2 separate regions of the Mus musculus genome follow, and region 2 is linked to region 1. A link is a loop called in an ENCODE intact Hi-C map of the cell type or tissue named here. Cell type or tissue: heart. All regions are shown on one strand. Each heading gives the region's core, and the rest is flanking DNA. Links, peaks and the distances in the headings are about the cores only.

The links. Peaks named below come from ENCODE experiments on the same cell type or tissue, not always from the same donor. Only the 100,000 strongest peaks of a DNase experiment are listed, where the experiment ranks them.
Region 2: a loop joins it to region 1, with 3.0 times the contacts of the local background. A loop is called at or near these places in 4 of 42 quality-filtered maps.

Annotation. Positions count from the first base shown.
Region 1 is chr4:13,092,317-13,105,223 of GRCm38, reverse strand. Gm11820 (a long non-coding RNA gene) reads right to left here. Exons shown (of 9, transcript XR_390410.3): 2 at 10,536-10,816; 3 at 9,828-9,919; 4 at 8,617-8,833; 5 at 8,374-8,474; 6 at 3,294-4,168; 7 at 2,984-3,195; 8 at 928-979. Among named protein-coding and RNA genes, the nearest start is that of Gm11820, 7.4 kb to the right of the region's middle. In heart, for the core only: CTCF peaks have their summits at 4,125 and 6,174 (motif pointing left); no DNase peak of the experiment used is centred there; H3K27ac peaks cover 505 bases.
Region 2 is chr4:12,234,628-12,247,534 of GRCm38, reverse strand. It overlaps the pseudogene Gm11847. Among named protein-coding and RNA genes, the nearest start is that of Gm46846, 67 kb to the right of the region's middle. In heart, for the core only: a CTCF peak has its summit at 6,423 (motif pointing left); no DNase peak of the experiment used is centred there; H3K4me3 peaks cover 320 bases.

The DNA of each region.
Region 1 (12,907 bases), core at 1,545-9,544:
TGAGGAATAATGTCTGTTTCACAGGATCAATCAATCCGTGACAGAGTAGACATGAGAAAATGACAGGTTCAGTGTATAATGTGGAAAGGTCTAGAGTTTAAAGGAAATTAGCCAAAAGTCAACATACATCATTACTAGTATAAACTAGAGTAATTATGGACTTCTATTGAATTTGGTTTGTGGTGGTGGTGATAGGATTTTATTATTTAAGCATGATTTTGCTATGATACCCAGGCTGGCCTTGACTTTCAGTTCTAACCTTTCCCACACAGGTATAGATAATGGATGTACATCATTACATATCATTCCATGCTCCAAAGAGGTTTGGTTTCAGAAATTATCACGTAATTAACATTTTAATAGTATAATGTCTATATCCTTCCTGTCTGAACAATTAACTGCAGTAGATTTGAGAAGCATTTGGATTTCATCCAAATAAAGATTGTAATAGGCCATTCATTGGCTGAAAAAAATATTCTGAAGTTCTGACCTGTATTTTGACATACACATGCATTAGATATCATTGGTCACATTTCTAATTGGCTTGCTTTGTCTAACTTTTAGGTTGTCATATATAGAATCAACTTTGAGGGGCCATTTCTCTCTCAGGCAAAGGTTTACTTTAATGATCAAGCAGTACTCTAATTTCAATGCCATTGTTTGGGAATTCCAAGAAATATATTAAATAAATACTTCTGTTTTGCTTTAACTAATTAGCTATTTTAAGATGTATGCTTTTTGGAATTAAAGGAAGAGTGGTGGTGTTTGCTTGCTCGCTTGCTCGCTTGCTTGATTGCTTTAATAAAAGGAAATAAACCAGAGCAATCAGGAAATACTTACAGACTCTTGGGAGGAAAAAAATATCCTTCAAGTAGAATGTAGTACTAGATCGTTAAAAAATAAAGACATCATAAACCCATCAGTTACCTTAACTGTGTCATAACCTTCCGTCTTCTGATCAGCCTTTAGTGACATATGTCTATGAAAAAAAAGGACGGTTTAACTGGAAGATTATGATGCTGGCATACATCAGAAGTGAAGAGACCATCTCCATTAATTATACATATTTCTTAAATGTTTTTGCGATTGTTGTCTTCATCTTTAGTTTTGTTTTGTTTTGTTTAGAATTGACTATGGTTTCTGATAGGGTGAATTCGTTTTCATGCGGTTCTAAAAGCAAGTAGCATATATTTCCAAATGGCAGAATTGGCCTTTGGATGAATATAGCCATCCCTAAGCAAAGTCATAAACATTAAGGTGAAAGCCAGTCCAGGACTCTATTTTATCAGCATTGTTTTCAAACCAACAAGCACAGCCAGACTGAGCTACCTCCATGGCAGGAATCATCAAAGAGGCCTCTTCTTGAGACCTAACACCTCCTTTCTTGAGAACATCAAATAATGATGCAGCCCTTCCATTCATTATTTCTACATTTCAGTCAATAGAACCAATGATACACGAAGGTCAAAGGTGACAGTAACTGACCACACTTCCATATTCTATCTTGCACTGAGTATCAGGATGTTATGAGTATGAATGACTCAAATCTTAGGACTTCCTGGACAAAGTAAAATAGCCCCTAAGATACGTACCAAAAAAAGGGTAAACTCTGTCTTATACATATTGTGAAAATCAAGACACATTAATATATTGGATTTTTAAAATAATTTGAAAAAAAAAAGAATTAGTTATTTAATTAATTAAATTCCACCTAAAGATATGCAATTGACTGGGTTGGATTCATACAAATTAGTATGGCCAGCATTGCGAACCTGAAAATATTTCATTTGTAATAAAAAAAGAAATATCCTCAAGACTCTCAAATGCAGTTAGGGCTTTTCAAGTGCACTGTCTGTCACTTTGTCTTTGTACCAGAAGCAAATTATTTCTTAAGTGCTAATTGGCAGTTCTGTAAAGATTCCACAGTGCCCCCATGCTAATTACATTGCCTGCAGAATTCTCAGTCAGACTCTACCTCCAGCCAATACAGTCAGGAAATCTGACAAGAAATTTTATGCTCAAAGTTCTCACATAGGGAAATACTTCATACTGGGCTATAAACATGTGGAAATACCTGAAAGCCATTTCCTCTCTCTCATTAGGGATGCTCTAACTTGACTAATCTATAGTGTGCTTACATTTTTGAAGTGTTACATTTGTGGTCCACATACTGAACACTTGAAATAATTGTAACCAATAAATGTAGCCGCGTGGCTTGTTGATTGTCAAGTTGATTAAGCTGCTCCACTGCAGGATTCCATGTGGATCTTTCTCACATAAATTATTCCAATCAGAGTGAAATTTGCTTGTGTTAAAAAAAAATTATGTGTCTGACAGGTGATGGTTGCCTCCAAGGACTTGATCAAAAAAAGAAATTTATAATTAGGAGGACTTATTTAAGGTTCATGGGCTGATGTAGTGTGAATCCATGACTAACTGGGAAGAAAAGAGTAGAAGTACTATGCATTTCAGTGTGTGGTTTGGCACTTGCTAACCCTGACTACAGGAAGCTCATTTCTTCATACTTCTGATTTCTCTCTCTCAAATAAAGCTGGTATTTAAATTATACATATAAAAATTGACAAACATTTTAGTTAAAAGGAGTAAAATATCAGCAATGCTCCTACACTGTAGTAATAATATTGATACTGTGAATTATTGTGGTCAGGATTAAACAAGTTAATATACAGAAACATTCAAGACAGTGATCGGGGCCTGTTAAGTAATATATATATATATATATATATATATATATATATATATATATATATATATATATATATATATATATACACATATATATACATATATATACATATACATATATATATATGTTATAATATTTTTAATCTTTTTACAATTCAGCTTATGAGAAGAGAAACAAAGAGTACATATTAGTGGTTTCTGTTCGGCATGCTGTTTCCCTGTCTTAGGTTGCAACAAGAGCACCTCCCACCATTTCTCCAGTATGAGACTAGGATACCTGGTTGAAGGAATGGCTGTATCAAAAGAGGATCAAATGAAAGCTCTCAAGGAGCATAAGGACAAAGTCTTAGATCAGTGTTTTCATTCCAGTGGCTGGTTCTTCACGTTAAGGTTGAAAAATCAAGCGATAACATTTAGTGTGGGCAAAAAAGCCTGTTTAGTAATAGGTCCAAGAAAGTCTAGTGAGCAAGGAAGACTCAAAAGCCACTCCTGTAAGAAAGAAAAAAACAACCCTTCAATTTGTAATGCTTTTGATAAATCTCTTGCTTTATGACTAGGGGGATTTGACCCTCCACAAACCATCCCACCTCATAACAGAATGGCCACTTGAGGTATGTTTTCTCTTCTGAGCTCCAAGTTCATATGAGCTTCTCAGAAAATAGCTCAAAATGCTGCCGTTATGTTTACCCTGAGGGAATGAGAAGAGTAGTTATAGTTCTTATAAGGTGTTATCTCTCTGGAGAAAGGCAGATGTATCAGGATATGAATGCGATAAATTCCCTTGCTGTTCAACTGTAAATCCACAACAGTCCCTTCCAAGAAAATTGCCATAAACCCCATCATCATCTCAAAGCCTGTGTTTCTCCACAAGTTGCTCACTCAGATGTCCCAAGCCTTTCAAAAATTACTACTTGCTCTTCTTACACATTTTCCAATTTCATCATGTGCTCACTTCAAGGTGTAGGGGATAGCAAGAAGAAATGTTAAGTGTCACTTTGCCCAGACTTTACTATAATCTAATTATTGTAAATTATGTGAACAGCTGTCACCAGCATAAGCAAATAACAGATTTTCGTTTTATACTAAATGCATTGATTATTGTTGTCAAACACTTACATTACATATGATCACATGGTTGCAACAATAGTTCTATTCTAAGCTGACCACTGATACATAACATAATTCTAAACAGTGTCGTGCATTGTAAATGTGCTAGTCCTCTGCTATTGAGTGGAAGAGAGGCTGGCCTATCTTGGTTATGTCTATCAGTATTATAGCATAGACTATCTGTGTGCCCATTCTGGTTAATTCTACTTCTTATGCTATTTTACGTGATGTGAATGGCTATTATTTAGAATGGTATAACAAACATAACTTAATTTTTGACTTCCAAATGCAACTCTACCATGTATTGCCACCAGGACTAAAATAGCAGCAGCGTACTCTGGGATGATGTCATTCCCTATAAATAAAACAAAACAAGAAAATCAGGCATAAAAAAAAATCTACAAGCCAATGAGAAATAGCTCAGAACTGAAGTAACTCCATAGTTCTAACAGAACAAAGAAGTTCTTCCTGACTCTTAATTCCCTTGTCATTGTTCTCCAAGTAACAAAACTTATCAGGATTGATTTATTTGAAACAAATAGTGTTGATGTTCTAAGATATAATATTGGCATAGTAATCTTGGAAATAATAATAAGAACACAATTATATAATACCATGTAATTTAGACGATGGTAATTCTTAATACTCATAAGAATACTATTGTCTTTATGTTAGCATAAAAATATCAGGCTTCTGAAACCCTGCAGTGACCTCTATATTAAATCCAGTGTTCTGACTGAAACCATGCTACAGGACCCCATTTCATTTGTGGGGCTTACTTTGTTGATAAGGTGCCTAAAAATCTGAAAATTAGAGAAATGGCTCTTATTAAAAACAAAATATTCATTATAAAATATTTTATAGTTATATTACATATTATAATTATATATTATAATATAGAAAGCAAAACATTCTTAGGATATAAGAATAAGAATCCGGCTACCTGCTGGAGTCTTAACTGGACTGTCTGCTGCCTGAAACTTATATTGTTATATACCCTTCCACTCTAAGTCATGCTTACCTAAGGATAACACACTGAACACTGGTAAAGGACATTTTCAGTTAATTCACTCTCTAGGCAGACACGGATGCAGGGAGGACAGGTCTTGGGAGGACCCTGCCAATTTACCAAGCATCAATTCTCTGTGTACAGAGGGGAGACTAGATACCACAACATGGACACTGAAGGACCAATTCGAGTGGCCACTTAAGATCAGAAATACAATTTGAGTTGGTTAGCACAATGATTAGCATTAAAAAGAGATGGAACGGGCCCAGCAAGACAGCTGGGCAGGTGAAGACTCCACCCTCTAAGTGTCATGATGTGGGCTGGATCATTGGGATCACATGATGAAGAAAACTGACTCTCAGATGTCATCATCTGATCTCCATACCCACACCATCATACACATGTGCACACACACATTCATATAAAGCCAAGAAGTAGACACATTATACGAACATAAAACCACTGACTTAGTGTTTAGCATTTTGAGGATAGAATCTAGAGCCTTGTTCATGCTACACAAATGTTCAACCACTGGCCTACTTCTCAGCCAGCCACAATTCATTTTCTGCTTTAATTATAATTTTAATCTTTCTTTCTTTCCTTTTTTTCTTTCTTTCATCTTTAAAAAAAAATGTGTGTATGGGTGTTTTGCATATGAGCATGTCTGTGAATCACATGCATGGCTGATGGCTACTAGAACCCAGAAAAGGTCATTTGATTCTCAGGAACCCACTGTGTGGGTGCTGGGGCTTGAACCAGTATCCTCTGCAAGAGCAGCAAGTGCTCTTAATTGCTGAGCCATCCGGGCAGCCTGTTATTCCTTTCTTTCTTCCCAATAAATACAGGGTTTTCATTCTTGCAGGTCCTTTACATCAGAGTTTTCAATATAACAATATCTCATTGCCATTACAGAGAAAATAAGGATGATATCAGATATCAAGACTGTCTCATCAATAATGGTCCCATGGGAGAGTGGAAGAAGACAGCATAATTTGTAAATGATAGGATGGGCTAATTTTTCAGAAATTTCTTCTGGAAGAATAGATATAAATGTCAAAGAAATAACTGTCTTTCATCTAGCGCCATAGGATAAAATACTTAAACGTGGCAAACACTTTGGACCTTGAGAAACAAAGCACACACATAAATTGTGAGATGTCCATCCCTGGTTAATTTAATAAGGTCAAAATCCTTTTATGTATACAGGCATCATCGTTCATCTCTACTTGTTTATATGTAAGAGATATGGACTGTGCAGAGGCCATTATGTCTCCTGGTAGCTATAAAGCTACCGTGGACATCTCCTTCCACTTAACTTGTCAAACTGCACCAGCTGCCCCCCCTACTGGTAGTGGGGAAATTGCAGGGTAGACTGTTGGTGTTCCTTGTCAAGTCTACATCAGCCCTTTGAGGTTATAAACTAGGATTTAAAAGGTCGAGCAATGGTCTTGTTTGTTTGAACAGAAAGGTAATCTACACATCACTGTCACTGAAGCCTGGAAAGATGTCAGAAGGCAGGTCATTTCTTTCTACTAAAGTGTCTTTTCTTTTATTACCAGCTCTATAACAAGATTATTGAAATGATTCAACAATAGTCATGGCACTGCTATAGAAACCTGTTGAAAGTAAATAATAAAAGCATTTTATCTGAATGGCTGTCATCTTCCTGTTGAGGGATATATTTGTTACATAAGTGCATTTGTGTGTGAGTCTGCCTATGTGAGCTGCTCTAATTTGGTTATGCGGATAGGTGCCATTGTAACTTCATTTTAACCCTATTAGCAAAGAGGGGAGGGCAAGCAGTCTCAAACTGTAAGTCAAAGGAATTGCAACATGACTGAGTGCACTTGAGTCCCAACTGTAATTTAGCATTTGTATTCATCTTAAGCAGCTCAATTAGAAGAAGAAGAAAAAAGGCCACTGCCTTTAGAATAATGTTTTAAAATGCACTGGCTATTCTTAATGACAGAGGGTTAACCATTTTGTCTGTAAATTGTATCCTGCATTATATGTAGATTGGATCAATTTTAATAAATTAAACTACTATTTATAGCTTAGTATTTAATTTCCTTAAATATCTTTTTTATTATTTATAATACTAAACAACATGGACTGAGGAATTTTTAATTATGCTATGCTTTTCTATTTTATTCTTATCAGGAAACCATGATTTTGCAAAGATTTAATAATATTTTCATTTTCCTTAATTTCAAGTAAGTTATATTATCTGAAACTACTGAAACTGACTTATTAATGAAGAAAATTGCTTATAAAGTAGAGTAAAGAGACCATATTTTATCAATGTATCTAGAGCTTTGTCCTCGTGGTTCTGCCTAGTGGGTGCTGCTTGTTAAAAGTGAGACAGATAGTTCTTGGCTAAAGTTCCACAAATGGGGAAATGTGTGGACCTTTATACAGTCTTCTCTCTTGGATGAGGAGACATTTTTATTCCTAGGGAAGAAATAACTAAGTCACTCCAGGGAAATCTGCGCCAGAGAAGAAAGATTGCACAAAAGCAATGTCTCTCCAATTCTACTGTCTAGAAGGAATGGATAAGACAATGGGACAAAGAGACACTTTGTCTATCTAACAAGAGTATAAGGCAACATGTTACAGGTGGGACATATCTTAGTTGTTGGAAATGTTTTCTATTAAAAACTAGAAGCAATTAACCTAATTGAATGGTTTGCGTTCTCCCTCTCTCTCTCTCTCTGTCCATCTCTATCTCTGTCTCTCTTTGTGTGTGTGTGTGTGTGTGTGTGTGTGAGAGAGAGAGAGAGAGAGACAGACAGACAGACAGAGAGAGAGAGACAGAGATATAAACAGAAAGAGATGTATGTACACCTATGAGTAGGGAAGATATGCTCACTCATGGGTGTGGACAGAGCACAGGTCAAGGGAAGGTGAGCTTTTGATACTTGCTATGTATCCAGCTAATATCCCCGCCCACAGTAATATGTTTCAGATGCTACAAGTATTGTTACACTGATTCTTATTTAATGTTCACAGATCACAGTGCAGTATGGACTTTATGATGCTCTCCCTGTGCTAAGATGACTCAGGGCCATCGTGGGCCTTGCTCGACTGCGTGGATTAGTTTCCTTATTTGGCTTTCTTTTTGAATTGAGTATAATTCAAATATGAAGATAATTTATCCTAGCAAATTTCAAGAGGGAAAATACTTTCTTGGTAACTTGATAGCATCTTGAAATTATACATTAACTTTGCTATTTAAGAGGACAGAACAGAATTTTCAGGTGCATTCTGAATATACTGGTCAATACAATTAGTATTTTTTCTCGCTTTCAATTCTATTAAGATTGTGTTATCTGAAGCTCTGTCTGGAACTTGATTATGATTCTGAAGATTATGGGAACCACAGGACTGTTACTATTAGTGTAAAAGGCAATTAATTTCAAGAGAGTGACTTTTGACTCTTTTTAAATATTTCATTCTAAGTAATAAATATTCACAGTAGGAAATAAATCTGAAGAAAATGCATAAAAAACTGTGCTAAGGTATGAACTGATTTATTTAATGTCTACTCCTACCTTTAAAGTGTAGCTGAAGTCTAGATCTATATGGCATTTGTTCATTCTTGTCAATGAAACACTTTAGCCAAGTAAAACCGAAGTTAGCTTCACGCTCCTGTCTGTGAACAAATCAAAGCTCCGAAAGATTAAACTGCTGCCTCAGATATATGCAGACACGTACACAGCATCAAAACTCCCATGACGCTCAAAATGAAATAACTGACAATTCGTGTGTAAATTAAAGGTGCCTGGAAATATTACCAAAAGTCATTTTCCATACACAGGTCTTGCAAGGGATTGGAAAAGGAAGCAAGTTCCTGCGCAGCGCTATGCGGTCCGCATGCATCCATCAGCTGGCCGTTCTCGGGAAGAAAGAAGCTGAGTTGACAGCAGCTAATGCGAAGCATGAAGGGCACGCCTTAATGGAAAGAGGGCTTCTTCTGACCAGGAGTTTTCCCTTCTCATCCCAGTGGTGCAGCTGTTAGTTTGACATTGACATTCAGATGAGTTAGAAGCGGAAGGACAATTTCCATAAAACAACTAGCTGGCTTTGTTAAGTAAAACAGGTCCATTTACCTTCCCAGCCCAATAAAGTGTAACCAACCAACAGTTACAGAGAAAGGAAACACCCAGTGCCCAGCCCACATTCCTTTATCTGTGCATATTGGAAGTAAAGAGGTTTGATTTTACTGACTTTATATTTGGAATTTTGTTTAGTATTTTCTAAGTATAATAATTGTATACTAAATGATCTTTTTATACATACAAACTCAGCTGACTTGACACAACTTGGAGGATGTGGTTTCTATCTTTGTGACTTAAAATGTGTGTGTGTGTGTGTGTGTGTGTGTGTGTGTGTGTGTGTGTGTGAGAAGTGTATATACATGGGGCGCACATGAGTGGAGGTCAAAGAGACCAGAGTACAATTTGTGGGGGTTGGTTCTCTCCTTCTACTCAGTGGGGCTGGGGCCAGAGCTCAGGACAACCTATGACAGCAAGGGCTTCTAACCACTGAGCAGTCTCACTGACTGATGTTTCCCATCTTTCTTGCCAGTCAGAAGAGTGTGACGGTTCTCTGGGAAGTTCTGAATCTGAAATATGATAGGCGGTAAACAAGTCTTCAGTGCGGCTGGTATTGATTTTACTAGGTACAAAGAGGTTGACAATGAAGGCAATGAGAGACGCAGCCTCCTCCTTTAGGAAGCTTATACCCATTTTTCAGAGAGTTAAATCACAGCTATGTGGCCTCATGTCCATCAAGACATTAGTATGGAGGTGGTTAAACCTTCAGAATAGATTTTATTATGTTCTGTTAATCTATAGTCCCTTGTTAGTCTATTTAATGCCACGGTTATTATCAAATAAATTGTATTTACCAGTATCAGAACATTAGTGCCCAGTGCATATATATGCAGTACACGACATCCTGAAAGCCAACCAGGAACATGAACAAGTTTAAGCCAGTCACTCACCGAGTTGGAGGATATGCTGAGAACATGTGATTTCACCATTCTCTAATGCAGAGCGTGCAAGGTAACACTTTCACCTTGCTATCCTGAAAGTTCTAACCGAAATCGATTAGTGAGGGTAGCATTCAGACACATCAGACCGGGGGTGGGGGGGGGGGTGACTCCGCCTGTTTTGATTTTATTGCTTAATTTTTAAGTTACTTTTCTTCAGATTGTGTGTGGAACCTATCTACTGCTTTCAAACAAGCAGGAAAAATCCTGCTGAAGTAATGGTAGTCAGAATCAATAAATAGAAACAATGGAAACTAAATTAAAGCAACAGCCTGATTATTTTACAACTTGAAACAATATCCCCAAAATGAATGTTAAAAATTGCCTAAAATCGATCTGCAACCCTATAGGTGGAACAACATTATGAGCTAACCAGTACCCCGGAGCTCTTGTCTCTAGCTGCATATGTATCAAAAGATGGCCTAGTCGGCCATCACTGGAAAGAGAGGCCCATTGGACTTGCAAACTTTATATGCCCCAGTACAGGGGAATACCAGGGCCAAAAAGGGGGAGTGGGTGGGCAGGGGAGTGGGGGTGGGTGGATATGGGGGACTTTTGGTATAGCATTGGAAATGTAAATGAGTTAAATACCTAATAAAAAATGGAAAAAAAAATTGCCTAAAATCAATGAACATTTTGGTCTGCTGAATTTCTATTTACCCTTCAAAGATCAGTTGTAAAGATCAGTTGATGGTGGCCTCCTCTGTCTGAATTAATAACCGACTCCAGGGTATATCCACGTCCATTTCAGTTCACATCAAGATGAAATACAATTCCTTCTTTAGCTGTTTTCTTTATGATATTTATAGTTTCATACTTTCAGTGTTTGTATTTCCTTTTGCTCCAAGCTTTGGAACATAGTAAGATTTTAAGTCATGTACAGATTCTGTAGAGATCAATGAAGATTGTAGATGCTAACAATCCGCAGCACCAGCAGCCATCTGAAAAATATTCTGAATTAATCTTTAATGCTTTCTTCTTGTTTGGTTAGTGGCTTATTTCATCCTAACATACATTAAGATTCTGTTTAAGTTTTATTAAAACATCTCAATTCTTTATTTTATACCATAGCACCCTAATATTTTCTGACATTGTATTAAACTTTGAAATAGGCTGTTGTAATCATTTTTCCAAAATTTAGGCTACTTTTATATTACCCATCTATGAATAACACACTTTTTTGAACTTCTTCATTTAATTAATTATTATCAATATATGAATTAAGACCTGTGTCACATCTCCAACCCTAAACTTGACACAGAAACAAGGTCCACTGTGAGCGGTGTGTATTATCTACCTTTTAAAACATACAGGCAACGCAAGTACAGAGATACTGCTTGAAGAGTGGCTATGTAGGAGACTAAAAAGCAAACGCAGAAAATAAATGTCTCTTTCTATAAGTAGCATCCTCCAGAAACCTCAGTTTTCTTTATTTCCATATTAAACAAAGGAGTTAGTCATGTGTAAGTTAATAAAGTAAACACAGGGGAGATGTGCCTCAGAATTAGAGCCAGACTGTGAACAACGGAGCAGGAATGTACTTAAACCCCGTACCAGCTCGTGACCAGGTCTGCTCTCTGTCTTCGCTCCTGAGTTTTGGACAAGCGGCAGGAGCTATGAGAAAAACTTTGAACCTGACAAGCACTGCAGGCCTGGGAAAGGCCCCTGTTTTAACACAGCCCAGATGTGATCCCTAATGAAAGCAGCATGGTCCTGCAGCTGCAGCAGTTGGGGCAAGGCATTTGAAACAGAGTAAATTATTTGAAAAAGACATTTTTCCCCTCTTACAAGTATGCTTGACCTGTCTTGGAGCAAAAAATCTTAAGCTGGATTCAAAAACAATTTATAGCCCTTCTCTTATCTTCTTCCGATTGTTGTGCTAAACTTGGTGCCCACAAGAGTGGTGGAAAGCCACTGGGTGTGTGCCATACAAATGTGTTTATCATCCTGACAGAGGGCCTGATCCAGTAAGTCTCCAAAAGCTAAGTTTTAAGCATGTAGAATAGAAAACTCTAAACTAACCAGAACACCGAGCCTCACACTACAGGCTGAATTATTTACGCATGCAATTCTTGTCCATTCTGGCTTGCATCTTATAATCTCCATCAAGGATGTTTGTGTATGTGTTTATCTTATGTTTTCTAAGTTAATTTTAAAAGATTTAGACACAAAATGAATTTGACTATTAACATAAAACACTAAAAAAAACTAAATCTTAGGAGAAGAAAATCTCACAGGAATCATGTGGCTTATTCCTTTAATATATCAGAAGCATGCTATGTTATAGCATCTAAACGCCAACCTGACTTTGTCTCAGTGTAGAGAGACGGTATCACAACATGACTGCTATTTTCCTCAGTCAATAGAAAAATGGATGCCTGATATTTGGGAGGAATGGAGAGTTCTGATTAGCTTAAGGATGTGTTTGTTTATTGTATTGAAAATGCTCTGTACTGGGAGACAGCCAGTGGGAGACGTGGAGAGAGCATTTTACATATTCATTGAAACATTTCCTAACCATATACCTTCCCAGTGAAAGAAAAACTCCCATTAAGCCCACAGAATATTTTCAGCTGTCCCAGGAAGTTATTTTCTAAGAGGAGCAAGAAAAAGCAAGGGGAGAGAAATAGATGATTGAAAGGTAGTAAATGATGCTGTTTGGGAGCAGGAAGTGCAGGTTATTATTTGCTAACGGATTATTCAGAACGGATTTCATCATTCTTGTTACAAATGTGTTTTTTGACACTTTAATTATGAAGGAACTATTGTGAAAGGCAATATGAGCAGAAGATGCTATAAGTTTAAGTAAAAATGTTATTACATCCTCATTTTACCAAATTCACAATTGCCCTGGAATTAAACAGCATTTCTATTCTGCAGAAAGAAACACTTAGTGCAAAAATGGAATGCATGTGGATCTGGTGACATTTTAATCATTTTATTTTATACAGCATTTAGAAGTCATGGAAATGGAATGCAGAAAGCTTCAGAATTTAGTGCACATATATGCATGTACAGTACTGCACACACAC
Region 2 (12,907 bases), core at 2,425-10,424, 860 kb after region 1:
TTAGATCCACATTTGGTGCCACAAAGTTCCTAGCCCAACCCTCATCAAACACACCAGCATCTCTCCAACCACTTGGTTGAGGGGTATGAGCCCGCCCCTCTTCCAACACTCTGTCATTCACTTTTAGAATCACCACTTTCACTTTCACTCAATGCTTCATCAATGTAATTGACAATTGAATCATAAAGAGAAAGGTAATCCTTATTAAATTCTCCCTCATCAGACTCTGAATTCAGTAAAATATTCACCACTTGTTGAACCAAATAGTGAGTTGATCTCGACCATTTACCAGTTGAAGTCCTCTGTTCATTACTTATTCACTTCATGGTCAATTTTCCCCCCAAAAAATCACTTCAAAATACAACCAAAACAGCCATTTGCAATAGGCAGCCATTTGCAATCAGCTGACATCATGTGCTATCATCCCTGCTATAAGAGGAACTCAGTATTATAGACATTTAAATCATTCCCACTATAGTGGGAACTCAGTCTAATAGGGCTAGAAAGGCATTGATTATCATTGAGAGTGATAAAATTGAGATGAGAGGATCAAAAGTTTAGCAGAAATACACACAAAGAGACAAAGAAAAATCCAGATATTATTCAAGAAACCAAGGAATGACACTGATTCAGCCAAGTTCAGCTGAGGATATCAGAAACCCCGTAGAAAACATCTGCTACAAGGACTAGAGAGAAGATTCTGCAGCTAAGAGTTTGATTCCCAGCAACCGCACGATGGCGCACTTCATCTGCAACTCCATTTTTAGAAGATCTGATGGACTCTTCTGACTTCTGCAGGAACCATGTATGCATGTAGTACAGGTATATATGTGCAGGTTAAATATTCATGCATATAAAATAAAAGATAAATTTATTTTAAAATATCCTATCTACAAGACTCTGAGAATTCAGAGATGATCCAGGCATTATCACTACTCTCAATGCATTTTCACCAAAGGATAGTGTCCACCCAAATTCATTAACGAGGCTGGCACGTTGGAAGTAAATGAAGAGAGTGGACCCCTAGGGACTGAATGCTGGTAACTTTATAGGGAGAGCAATAGTAGTAAAGGTGTGTGTGTGTGTGTGTGTGTGTGTGTGTGTGTGTACTCATACAGGAGCACAAAAGGGGAAGCACCCTTCAGCTAAGCAGCGCTCAAGGAAAAGCTTTCTGAGAAAGATACCTAAGCCTTGCGAGGGGAAAATAAATTGTCAAAACTATGCACGCAAAGAAAAATTATGCACTGAAAGAAAACCAAACAGCTTGGGGAGAATAATCCAGTCAGGCAGTGTCATTAGAACATCAAATGTGTGGGAAGCCTGATAAGAAGTGAGTCGGGGCTGAGCAGAGTGCAGGAGGCGGCAGGCTTGTCTAGTGTGCTGAGAAGCATGGCCTTCCTGGTTTGCCATCTACAAATCCTTGTCCTTTAGTTGCCAAACCAGGGTCACCTGAGCAATAAAATGTTTCATATGATAAAGGAAACTGCATCTTGGAGATAGCCCCATAGCCAGACACGGAGGTGATGCTCATTCCAAGTGCTTTGTTCCCTTCCTACCAATTCATAAATCAGTCCACAAAGATGTAAGAAAATAGCCACAAAAATATTTGAGAATCTTGCATTAAATGGCAAATGTCTTTCATCAAAGTATTGTTTTAGTAGGGTGATAAATACTGAATGGAGTTATCTGTTTGGTCATTCATGATGACAGAAGTTCTTGTCCTACTGAAAAGTTTCTTGTCAACAACAAAAACATAGGGTCTGCAATTACATGAGAAACAAACATTGTTCTATAAAGAAGCTTTACCATTAAATTTTTAAGGTAGCTTTAGCTATTAATGAGTTCTGAGGAAATTTATAAGGGATTAAAATATCCATCAAAAATTGGTTGACACAACAATCTACAACATCAGGAGTCATGCTATTGGCTGGGTATGATGACATACCCCCATAATCCCGTTAGAGGCAAGGAAATCAAGAGTTTGAGGCCAGCCTTAGCTACATAACAAAACCGCATTTCAAAAAAATTAAATAGTCCTCATGGGGGGGAGGGGGAAGGGAGAGAGAGAGAGAGAGAGAGAGAGAGAGAGAGAGAGAGAGAGAGAGAGAGAAAATTAAATAGTCCTAATATTGGATGAAGATGTTCTAAGGCATTTGCTGCTTTAAAACGTTGATGTGTTAACTGTCAGCCAATAGAAAAGTAATTAAAACGGGTGCAAGTATGCTTTGGGGAAGAGAAGAAATATTCTAAATCTAGATTTTAGGAAACATTACACAGCTCACTAGATACACTGAATGGCATTGGTGTGTACACTTATACAAGTGCATCTCCTGACACATAAATTACAACATCAGTAAAGAAAAGGCAAGAAGAGGAAGCAATGCTCAAATCAAATACATCTTTCTCTGTACAGAAGGAAGTAGCCAATTGAACACGGGCTGTAGTCTCATGCGTGTAGCGATGATCTCAAACCTGGATTGATGCCAAATACATCAAGGGCGACAGTACAAACATGGGAGGTGATTGGTACGAGATGACCAATGCCTTCCTCAACCTGAGGGAGTTTGAAACTCTTGGAGACACAGCATTTGGTCCCATGAGGTCAAGGCAAGAACATGAGGAAAGCCACAGGATGTGTATCAGAGGGGTCAGTACTGAAAGTACTCAGAAGGTAAGGAGGTGAACTGACAGTTTCTAACAGAGAAATGGCCAAGTGGTTGCTTTGAGAAGACAGACATTTGGGATCTGCCATTGAAGCAGAGGACGTATTGAGTTTGGAGGTGAGTCTGTGGTGAGGATGGTTTGAAGAGAAGTAAATCAGCTGAATGACCATGGGAAGAGGCAGGGAGAGCAAAGAGGTATCTGCTCAGTAAAGCTACTCTGTGATAGGCATCACCCTGGCTGGGGCTGCGCTTCTAAAACCTGTGAACAGCATCCATTTACTCTTTGTGCCAATAGGGTCTGAAATCTGTTGTTCTGGACAAGCCAATGCTAAACTGACCTGTAGATAGACTGGAGTTGATCTGTCACATCTAATATAAGAGAGCATTTTTTGTTATTTAGTCAGTTTGGCTTGGGTTTTGTAGTTGCTGCTACTGTTTATTTTATAATGCTTTAGTTCACATTTTAGTTAGCATGCAAAAGAATGTTTCATTATGTCACTTTTTTTCTGTATGCACATGTCTTGTGTGTGAGTGCATACACGAGTGTGCGCCTGTGGAGGAGACCACGAGTCACTATCAGAAGTCTTTCCTGCCTGCTCTTCACCTCTTCCTTGTGGCAGGCTCTCTCACTGAATCCAGAACTTACTGATTCGGCTCCCCTGGCTTCTCAGCAGCACCCCTCCAGACCCTGGGATCCCCCTGTCTCCCCCTCAGCTCTGGGGTTACACGCACATGTCACATGTCACCACACTTTCCATGAATGCTAGGGATCTAGCTCAGGCTCCTACACTCGGGAACACTTTTCTGACTTTCCACCTACACAGATCTCACTTGGGCATGTTTATGCACATAGTACATTTGTCATATTTGTTGCCCTAGTCCGTCCTCCTCTGCCTGCCTTCCATCATACGCTGGCTCCTTACTCACATAGCATAGCCACCCTTCTATGCTTATATCATCCATTCATAGACAGTCAGACAGACACAGATGGATGGATGGACAGATGATGGACAGGCAGATGATGATGGATGGAGAAAGAGAGAGAGAGAGAGAGAAAGAGAGAGAGAGAGAGAGAGAGAGAGGTTTTTCCATGGAAAAAACATAGCATTTATTTTAGTGATAGAAAAGAAAACATGTTAGAAGAGGAATTTAGTATCTATAGCTTAAAAATAGAAAGGACAGAGTTCGAATGACCACTTTTATGGAAAACACAGAGATGAAGAGATTTTAGAGAAAGGGTGATAGTATATGTCTGGAAGGTTGGGAATGGAGACAGAGCATCTGAGCCAAGCCACTCTGTCTAAGAATGATTGCTTATGAGCAGCATGGAGAAGGAGGAGCAGAAGAAGTGGAAAACATTATGTAAAACACTGCATTTCTCTGCCTTGTTCCTTGGTAGAAAAAAAAAAAAAAAAAAACAGAATCTGGCTCCAAGGAATTGTTCTGAGTTCTTCCTTATGGAGGTCTGAGTTACAAAACAGTTGAAGCATGGATTAGCAAGAGTCACGATGTCTTGGACATACAGAGCAACAGCCGTGTGTGCTTGTTGGGGCAATGTTCAAGGCATGCAGTACTGTACTGGTTCTGCAGGAAGACTTGCTGCAAAGCCTTCCTTCTACAAAATTAATAATTTGGTAGTGTGTTTGTGATGCTCCTTCTAACGTGCTGCAGGATACTGTAGCTGCTGCTTTGTGTATTCTGGCTCATGAACACGATTTCTCACTACAGTAAGTTTGAAGTCTATGGTTGTTGCCTGACAGCAAAATACAGTGTTAGGATAAAATACATAAATTAGTGTTGTCATTTTGAAGTTTGAACCTTATTCAGAATAAAAAGAACTTGAACAACCTCATACTTACAGGTGTTTGAGGTGTAGGCCTCTATTTTACCTCCGATGAACAGCCTCTGCCAGGCGTGAAAGATCTGCAACGGTTCATTCCCAAATGAAGCAATAAATCTGGGATTGACAGCTCCGCAGATCCATCACCAGGTCAGAGGGATCTGTGCTCTGGCGCCGTGACATTCAGGTAATTGGAGAATGAGATGGAGACATGGACTGACTCCCTGCTGTGAATGCCACCAGAGGTTATACCTTCTTCAAGACCACCAGGTCAGAAACTGTATCAGCAACCATTAAGTGTTTTTAATTCTAATTACTCATTAAAATTTAACTTAACTCATATGTCAAATACATGTAGGTTATTCTCTTTAAAAACAGCACCAAGAATTAGCTGATTGTTTTTCAAATAGAAGACTTTTCTTAGAAAAGCTTGTATGATTCATGATTTCGAGGTAAATTATGAATTTAGAAACCATAAATGAAGCTCTCTTTGTGCCAAATTATACCTTTAGGGGGTTGGCTTTAAATAACATTTGGTCAAATACCATCCTTGTTCCATTCTACAAAAGAGAGCTTGTATTTTAAAATCTACATTTAGTGAAATAAATGCAATTGTATTTGGAAAACATAAGTCACTGGAGCCGCAAAAACAATCTGTATTTATGAGTGATAATTTTTCTTCAAATTCTCCATAATTTGTTTTCATGAAAATTCTTAAAAACACTTCCCAAGAAGGGCATCATTGAAAATTTTTGTTTATGTGTATGTAATACTGTATGTGTGCATGGTGTGTTTGTGTCTATAAGTGTGTATGCACATGTGGGTATGAATGTGAGTGTGAAAGTCAGAAGTTAATGTCAGATGTTTTCCTCAGTCATTCCCGTGGTGGGGGGAGGACATGTGCTATGGCACGTGTGTGAGGTCAAAGAACATAGTGAAGTTGTTCTCTCTTTCCACCTTTACATGGGAACCTGGAAAACAAACTTAGACTGTCAAGTGTGCGTGGCAAGTGCTTCACCCACTGAACCATCTTGCTGCCTTTTCACCTTAATTTTTGAAACAAATCTCTCACTGGACTTGAAGCTTATCTGTCTGACTAGACTGTCAGGCCAGAGAGCCCGAGCTACCCTCCAGTGTCTGCCTCCCAAGTGGAGATCACAGATGCACACCTCAGCACTTACCACCTCTTCGTGGGATCTGGGAATCAAACCTACCTTCCTGCCATACCTGCTGGTACGGCAAGCACTTGATTGACTGAGCCATCTCCACATCCCCTGCCTCTGACATTTTTACATAAGGCAGGCAAACATTTCTGATGGCAATACGTTCTGTTTGTTATGGAAATGTGTATGTCTGCTGTATAATGGTCCCTTTGGGTTATTGGGACAGTATTAGAGAGTACGGCAAACTGTCTCCAGAAAGCCAATTCTTAGCTCACTTTTTTAAGATTAAAGGATATCTTCTGGCTTAAAGGGAAATTGAGATACTTAAAGGCATAAAAATCAAATGGGTTATACAATTTTAAAAGTTTCTTTGAAAAAAACTACCAAAGTTTAGCTACAAGATATTTGTCATTTATGCATTTTCTTTACAATCCCTTTCCAGAAGGCAGCATCTTTCTCGATGCCTCACAGAGGATGGCATAATTTAAGGAAAATCTTTAAGACAGGGAAATAGCTTTCCCAGCCAATGGCATCAAAATCAGAAAGAGAAAAAGAAAAAAAAGAAGAAGCCTCTGCAACAGAACTACCCAAACTGGGGAAGCTCTGTTTGGGTATTTTACATAAGTCTGTGAAATTGCTGCCTATAACATGTGATTACAAACAAATAAAAAGCAAACGCACCTAAGTCGGAGGTGGTTCAGCACGAGACCGCGCAGGAAGAGTCTTTTGACAGAAAGCCAGCGCCATCTACTGTCTGGCGATGAAATAGCAATGGAAACCGTTCTTTGCCCCGTGCCCTGGGAAGACCTGAGTTGTGCAGCTGAGGCTGGGAACAGGATCCTTACCCCAATACTCTGCAGAAAGGGAAAAGAGAAAAAGAAAGGCAGGATGCTTGGCAGCCTGGCGCCACCAACAACGGCCATTGTTTCCCTGAACACTGAGGTCGCCCAAAGGAAAAATTTCTCCGGTTAACTTTCTAAGAACTTCATGTTTTCCTCAGGTTTTCTAGCTCGCCTGCTAAAGATGTAGAAGCACCACTTCCACCCTGTACCCAACTTTTCGCCAACATTGGTGACTTAGTATTTATTCCTTCATAAGTCGTGAGTTTCTGGTGTAGAGAAGATAAAATGACTACACTGACTCTTTTAAGTCTCATCGGCTTATCTTTAAGAGAAGAGGAAGGTGACATTAGGAACATTTGGGTGACCAAATTGTTTCTATTTTTCCTCAGGGAATGTTCCCTCAGGAATGAATTTGCCCACACACTTCCAAAGGTTCCCCCTCCCTAGTCCACTTTTATTTGGTTTTGATGTATTTAAAAGTTTCAGAAATTTTAATAAAATTGTATGGTTTCATTTGGGAAGATATTTTAAGGGGAATCAGACTTTAATATAAATACACAGCTAAAAGAGGAAATCAAACCAACAACTCTCTCTATGCCACTCTCTTCAATGTTACTTGTTTCCAAATCAAAACAAAACAAAACCTAAATTCATCATGAACATGTTCTCTGGTCCTTTTAGTTTTAGCACAATATAAAAATGAAACACCTGATGCTTTGTCTTAATTCTTTGAGTATCTGTTAACTTCCTTGTCTTATCTTTGTTCTTCACTTGGAGGAAATTTTTCAAAGTTCAGTAAATAGTCGGGGTTTTTTTTGGAAAGCAAATAGCTTAAGGTGAACTGGGTGCTTGCTTTTACGAAAGACTATCTGAATATTAATTTCTGTTGATTAACGTACAGAGATTGATTTTCTCCTGCCCTTCCTAAGTTTGTAGTGCCCCTGCATGTCAGCTACCATACAAACCAGCAGCCAACAGCATCTCTGACTGTGCTATCTCCAAAGACTCCCTTCCATGTTCCTGTTTGGTTTTTTAACAATTTACATTAACACACACACACACAAATCCTGAAGAGCAATTTCAAATGCCATAATATCATCAAATTGTTATTTTAATCCCTTTGTAAATGAAAAGGCCAGGGTGTGTTTCCAAATCCATCCTAGGTTTTGAAGTGAGCAAATCTTACCTGAGCTCTGCCTTGGGAGACACAAGGATTAAAGTAGCCTCCCTGTTATTTTCTGTGGTCTGTACCTGGGCTTGCAGTAAGGAGCCACTTTCTGTCAGGACCTTTGTTCCTTGTTTACTTCCGCTCCAGCAAGGCTGCATGCAGACCCTCTCCATTGCCAGTCTTTGCTTGGTAGCTGATTAACTCAATCTCTGTTTCCTGTTGATCAAACAAAATGACTGTCACTCACACTCGGGCTCAGCTCTACTGCCACTACTACCCTAGGCACCTCTCCTGCATCCCACATCCCCAAGCCAGTGCTTTGGTATCTGGTTCACTTCTCTTAGAAATACCTTCTCTCCAGTTCTTGAGACCCCTCCTAGTCCTGCGATCACAGCATCTTCTCTATTGCAATATCTGCCTCCCCTCTTATATAACCCTTTCAAATAAAGACTCGCCTTACAAGGAAGTCCAGGTTCCTCTTTTATTTAACAAAACCCATAACTCTGTTTAAAGCTGGAGAGATTTGATTGATAATCAATAATCAGAATTATCAAATAGTCTTGTTGCCCTAGAAGCAAAGCTCTGCCCTTTTATAAGAGTATTTGTGTTGCTCGTAGGTTCTCTCCTTCACTTGAAAACAAAATGAAAAACTTTGCAAAAGTAACACTTCCCAGAAAATACTTATACTCAAGCATATTGAAACTCATATTACTTTGTATTTTCATAAATTCTACCATAAGACCCGACATTTTCCCAATTTTATCCCAAGCATCAAGTTCCCCCAAATTTATCCAAATCTGAGCTTGCTTTTCTTGAGAGGCAGTACTGTAGTGCTTAGCTAAGTCTCTTTGGAATGCACAGTTTTGCAGCAGGATGAGAATCTGAACATCTTTGTTCAAAACTCCTCCTGTCAGAGTGTTCAGCACGCAGTTCTTAGAAAAGAAATCTAATTTTCAATGGCAAAAACCACATAGTAAGGCCTAGTGCTACCAAAAGTCTTCAGAACATGTCTATGGCCAGAACTGACCAGTACCATATGCCATACCATGTAAACAAATATGTACCAATGCACGCGATTGTATACACCACAGGAGGAGCCAGCAATGAGGAGCTGAGCAGATGTCTTTGAAGCATAATCACTGTTCTGGCAGGTAAGGAGTCGAAAGCCCTCTGATGTGCAGAAGCGGATTGGAAATGTTCGATGAGGACATTTACATATAAGCTTGCTAATGCCAGTGAACTACTGGTTGACTTTTTATAAACTTAAAAGATCTGGGTAAATACGAGCTAATTTTGCTAGTGCCTTTTCAAAAACGTATGTTGGGGGAAACCCATTCATCTCCCTTGACATTAGTTCTAGGCTCAGATCCAATGCCTATACACCATGGCTCATTTCTGCTGTGTTTATTGAAAGCTGCTATCTATTTAGGTATTCCTTAAACATGTATTGGTCTCCTACTTCATGCTAAGCACTATGTACAGGGTTGCAAACAGAACTGGCAAAAATCTCTGTCCTACTGTAACTTGGAATCTATACAAATAATAATGATGATGAGTAAAAAATGCACAATGCTACATGTATTTTGTGCTAGGGAAAATATTCAAGGAAAGGAAATCCAAAATGATATGAGCCTGGAGGGTTTCCGACACAGAGAATGTGATTTTTGAGTAAAGAACACACAGAAATGAGAGGTTTAGACATTCAGGTATCAGAGCAAATCACCCCTAGAAAAGAGAAGAGAACATGCAAAGGCCCAGAGACAGGAACTTACCCTGACATGACAAGTGTGCAGAGGCTCCGAAGTTCAGAGCTTCTTTTTTTTTTTTTTTTTTTTTTCTAAAAATATTTTAATGAAAAGGTCATCTTTCTGTAACATTTCATTATGCTACAAATGAAAACAATTGAATTACAGACCACCTCTGCTGTCATAAAGATTAGAAGACATGTTAAGTTTAAAACTGAATACTCAGGCTACCAATCCTCACAGCACCTTGCACATCTGCATGCTTGCTACCATGCCAATTACTGAACTATTGTCAGGAGCGTTTCAAATTGTGACATTAACAGAACCCTTAAAAACCGAGCCCATTTCTCTGTAGTCCCCTACTAGATGGACTTTTTCTTACCATGTGTCCCCTAATTTATACACGAATGTGAACACACCTTTCAGACATGTAAACTGGGAGCAGCATCCCACAGGTCCAACAAAACCAGAGGCAGCCTCTTTTGTTTTATGCTTACCCTTCTACCATTGTAAAGTGTTTTTGCAGAAATGACAGTGGAACCATATTAGTAAAATAACTTTATTTCAGAAAGGAAATGGACTGTAAATGCCTCCTAAGCAAATGTATTTTCTCCAATCTGTTAACCACCATTGAACGATTGCTACCTCATTGGTAACTATGATTTCTGTGAACTTTGTCCTGACTTAAATGCCAAGCAAACTTGTTGATGCAGGGATGTTCCCTGTGTGGGAAACATTTTGCAGATTTGTCCCCTGAAAATGTTCTATTAAGAAGTAACCTGAATTAAGCAATTTTCAAATAAGCCCTTTCAGGGCAGCAGAAATAGCCCTTATGAACAACCAGCAACATTATGTGAATAGTAACCCAACTGTTCTTTGGATGTTTTTTTTAAAAGGAACTTGAGTTATCATACAGGCACCACCCTTTTAACTCCAGCACTTGGGAGACACAGAAGGCTGGTGGATTGAGTTCCAGGCTAGGACAACAGTGAGACCCTGTTTGTGATGGGTTAGGGGAGAAGACTAAACACTTGACTATCCCTACTGGTCCACACAAGAGTAAACTTACACGCTATAGAGCTTTAAGGAAGACAATTATTCTGACAACTGTGAAAGTTCCTAGTTCTTCTTAGGGTGGGAACAGCTTATTAAAGTCATACATGAAAAACTTACTTTTGAAAAGCCAACATGACTTTCCCTTATTGAAGGATGACTTTACCTTAGAACATTGAGTTGTACACATGAAGAGGCACATCTAGCTTATGACAAACACCCATGGCTTTGCAGAATGTAACTGCCTATGTCTTAGAATTTGCTCAATGGGCACCAAAACAAAACTGAGCTTGAGGGGTGTCTCAACTGTGACATTGACTTGTGGGAAACCAACAGTGTCATCGGTTTTTACTGTGAGCTACAAACCTTACCCAGCCAGAAACCTTCGTATTTAAGGTGTGGGAAAGACATTCCTCGTTAGGCAGGTAGGGTTCTCATTCACCTGCAAATCAAAAAGATTACTCTTACCTTGCTTTACAAAAAAAGCACTCATTTAATTAGTGAAAAAATTCAAATTCAAGCCTTACCTAATGCTTATTGCCCTTCCTTGCAGGTCTAAATGCTAGACCTAGCGCCTGTGGCAACTAGCTCATTGATGTTCCAAAAGGCGAAGCTCCTTCCTGCTACTTTCTTCGACATTTCAGTTGCAATAAGCAGCTTTAACTAGCTTTTGGGAAGTTGCTCACTAGCATCATAGTATCTTATGCCTCCACTTCTCTGTTGTTGAAGCTCTTGCTGCTGCTGCCTTCTCATTCTTTATTTATGCTGACTTGTCCATACTCAAATGGCTGCTGAAGTCCTGTCTTAGTGGGTTTTCCTTTGATCCACCGTGCTTAAAAAGCACAACTTATGTCCTTTAAAGCTGGTTAAATCGCTCTCATGGCTTACTCTTCCACAGTTCACAAAAACTAACTCAGTACAACTTATAAACAGGTCACATACAGATTTTACCTGATTATAGGTTGTAAACACCAACTTACTGTAAATTTTTCACTATTATACATAAAAAGATGGTTAACAATACAATTGACCTCATTACATTAAAGGATACTGTCAAGGTTGTGTCCAGCAATTTCACAAACAAAACCAGAAAATGTCAGCCTTCCCCCCATCCCTTCAATCTTTATTATATGAATAAAAGGACTTGAGACAATTTAGCTCAATTTTAATGTTTCCTAAGCATTTTGACCAGGTACCCAGGTTTAAGCTATGAACATTGACAGTGTCCATTCATATAACCACACTTTTAGTTATGAAGGATGTAGCCAGTTTCTAACATGAGCCTATTTTCTACACTGCTTATGCACATATGCCCATTAACAAATGGAATGTTCTGTTACATTTATTGGTGTGAGTGTTTTCTGGAAAAACTGCAGTAATTGTGAAGACCAAAGTTCCATGCTAGCACTGCATGCATCCAAATATTAATAATGCACAGAGGCACAGAAGTAGAGCAACAAGAGAGCAAATTGAAATACTAGCACGCCCCATTCCCCTTTTTTATTGCTTGTTTAGCTTATACTTTAAAAACCAAGTAAAAATCTGATTTCAACGGTCAACTGCCAAAGGAAGTAACAGCAGGGCACATACTCAGGATTTGAATGAAATTGTTCAGCACTAGCTGGCGCAACAGTAGACAATTTTTATATATGACCTTTTATCTGAAACTCCTCTCAAACAGGGTCTCCAAACAAATTGTCACACCCGACGTTTTAAAATGAGATATATATATATATATATATATATATATATATATATATATATATATATATATATATATATATATATACAAAGAATAACCATGTGTTCTTCTTTGGTTATTTAAGACATTCCGAATTTGAGTTCAGATATTTGGGGCTGTGAGGTGCTTGCACTGAGCAACCGTGTGTGCTACATCTTCTGCTGCTTTGTTTGGACAACACCTTACTATCATTTTGTTTCATCATCTAGCAAAATGGATAAACAGGAAAGCATGCCAGCCAGTCAGGGGTTTCAATGAGTGACTTTTATTCCTTTGCTCTGAAAAGCTGTGTGTGTGAGACACTTAACCAAGGAAAATGACTAGACCAATGGGCCTTGAGACCTTTATAAGCAAAAGCAAACCAGGTACCCACCAGTTTGCTCAAACCCAGCAGACTTTGTGGGTCTGTATGGGAAAGTAATGTTAAACTGGGAGATGACATACATCTACCAGCCTTGGTGAGTAAAGAGCAGTATGAACACTTTGTACCCCGGACTATTGGCAGCAGTTTCAACGGGATCAAGGTAAATGTGGAATGGAGATGTTCTTAACATGGCTAGGACTCAATAAATCTAATACACTAAAATCATGATTACACTTTGAAAGAAAATGCACAAAAACCAAACAGCAACTTTTGAGATCTTTTTCATTTGAAGGTAATCTTAATGCTATTAAATTCACAAATATGCTAT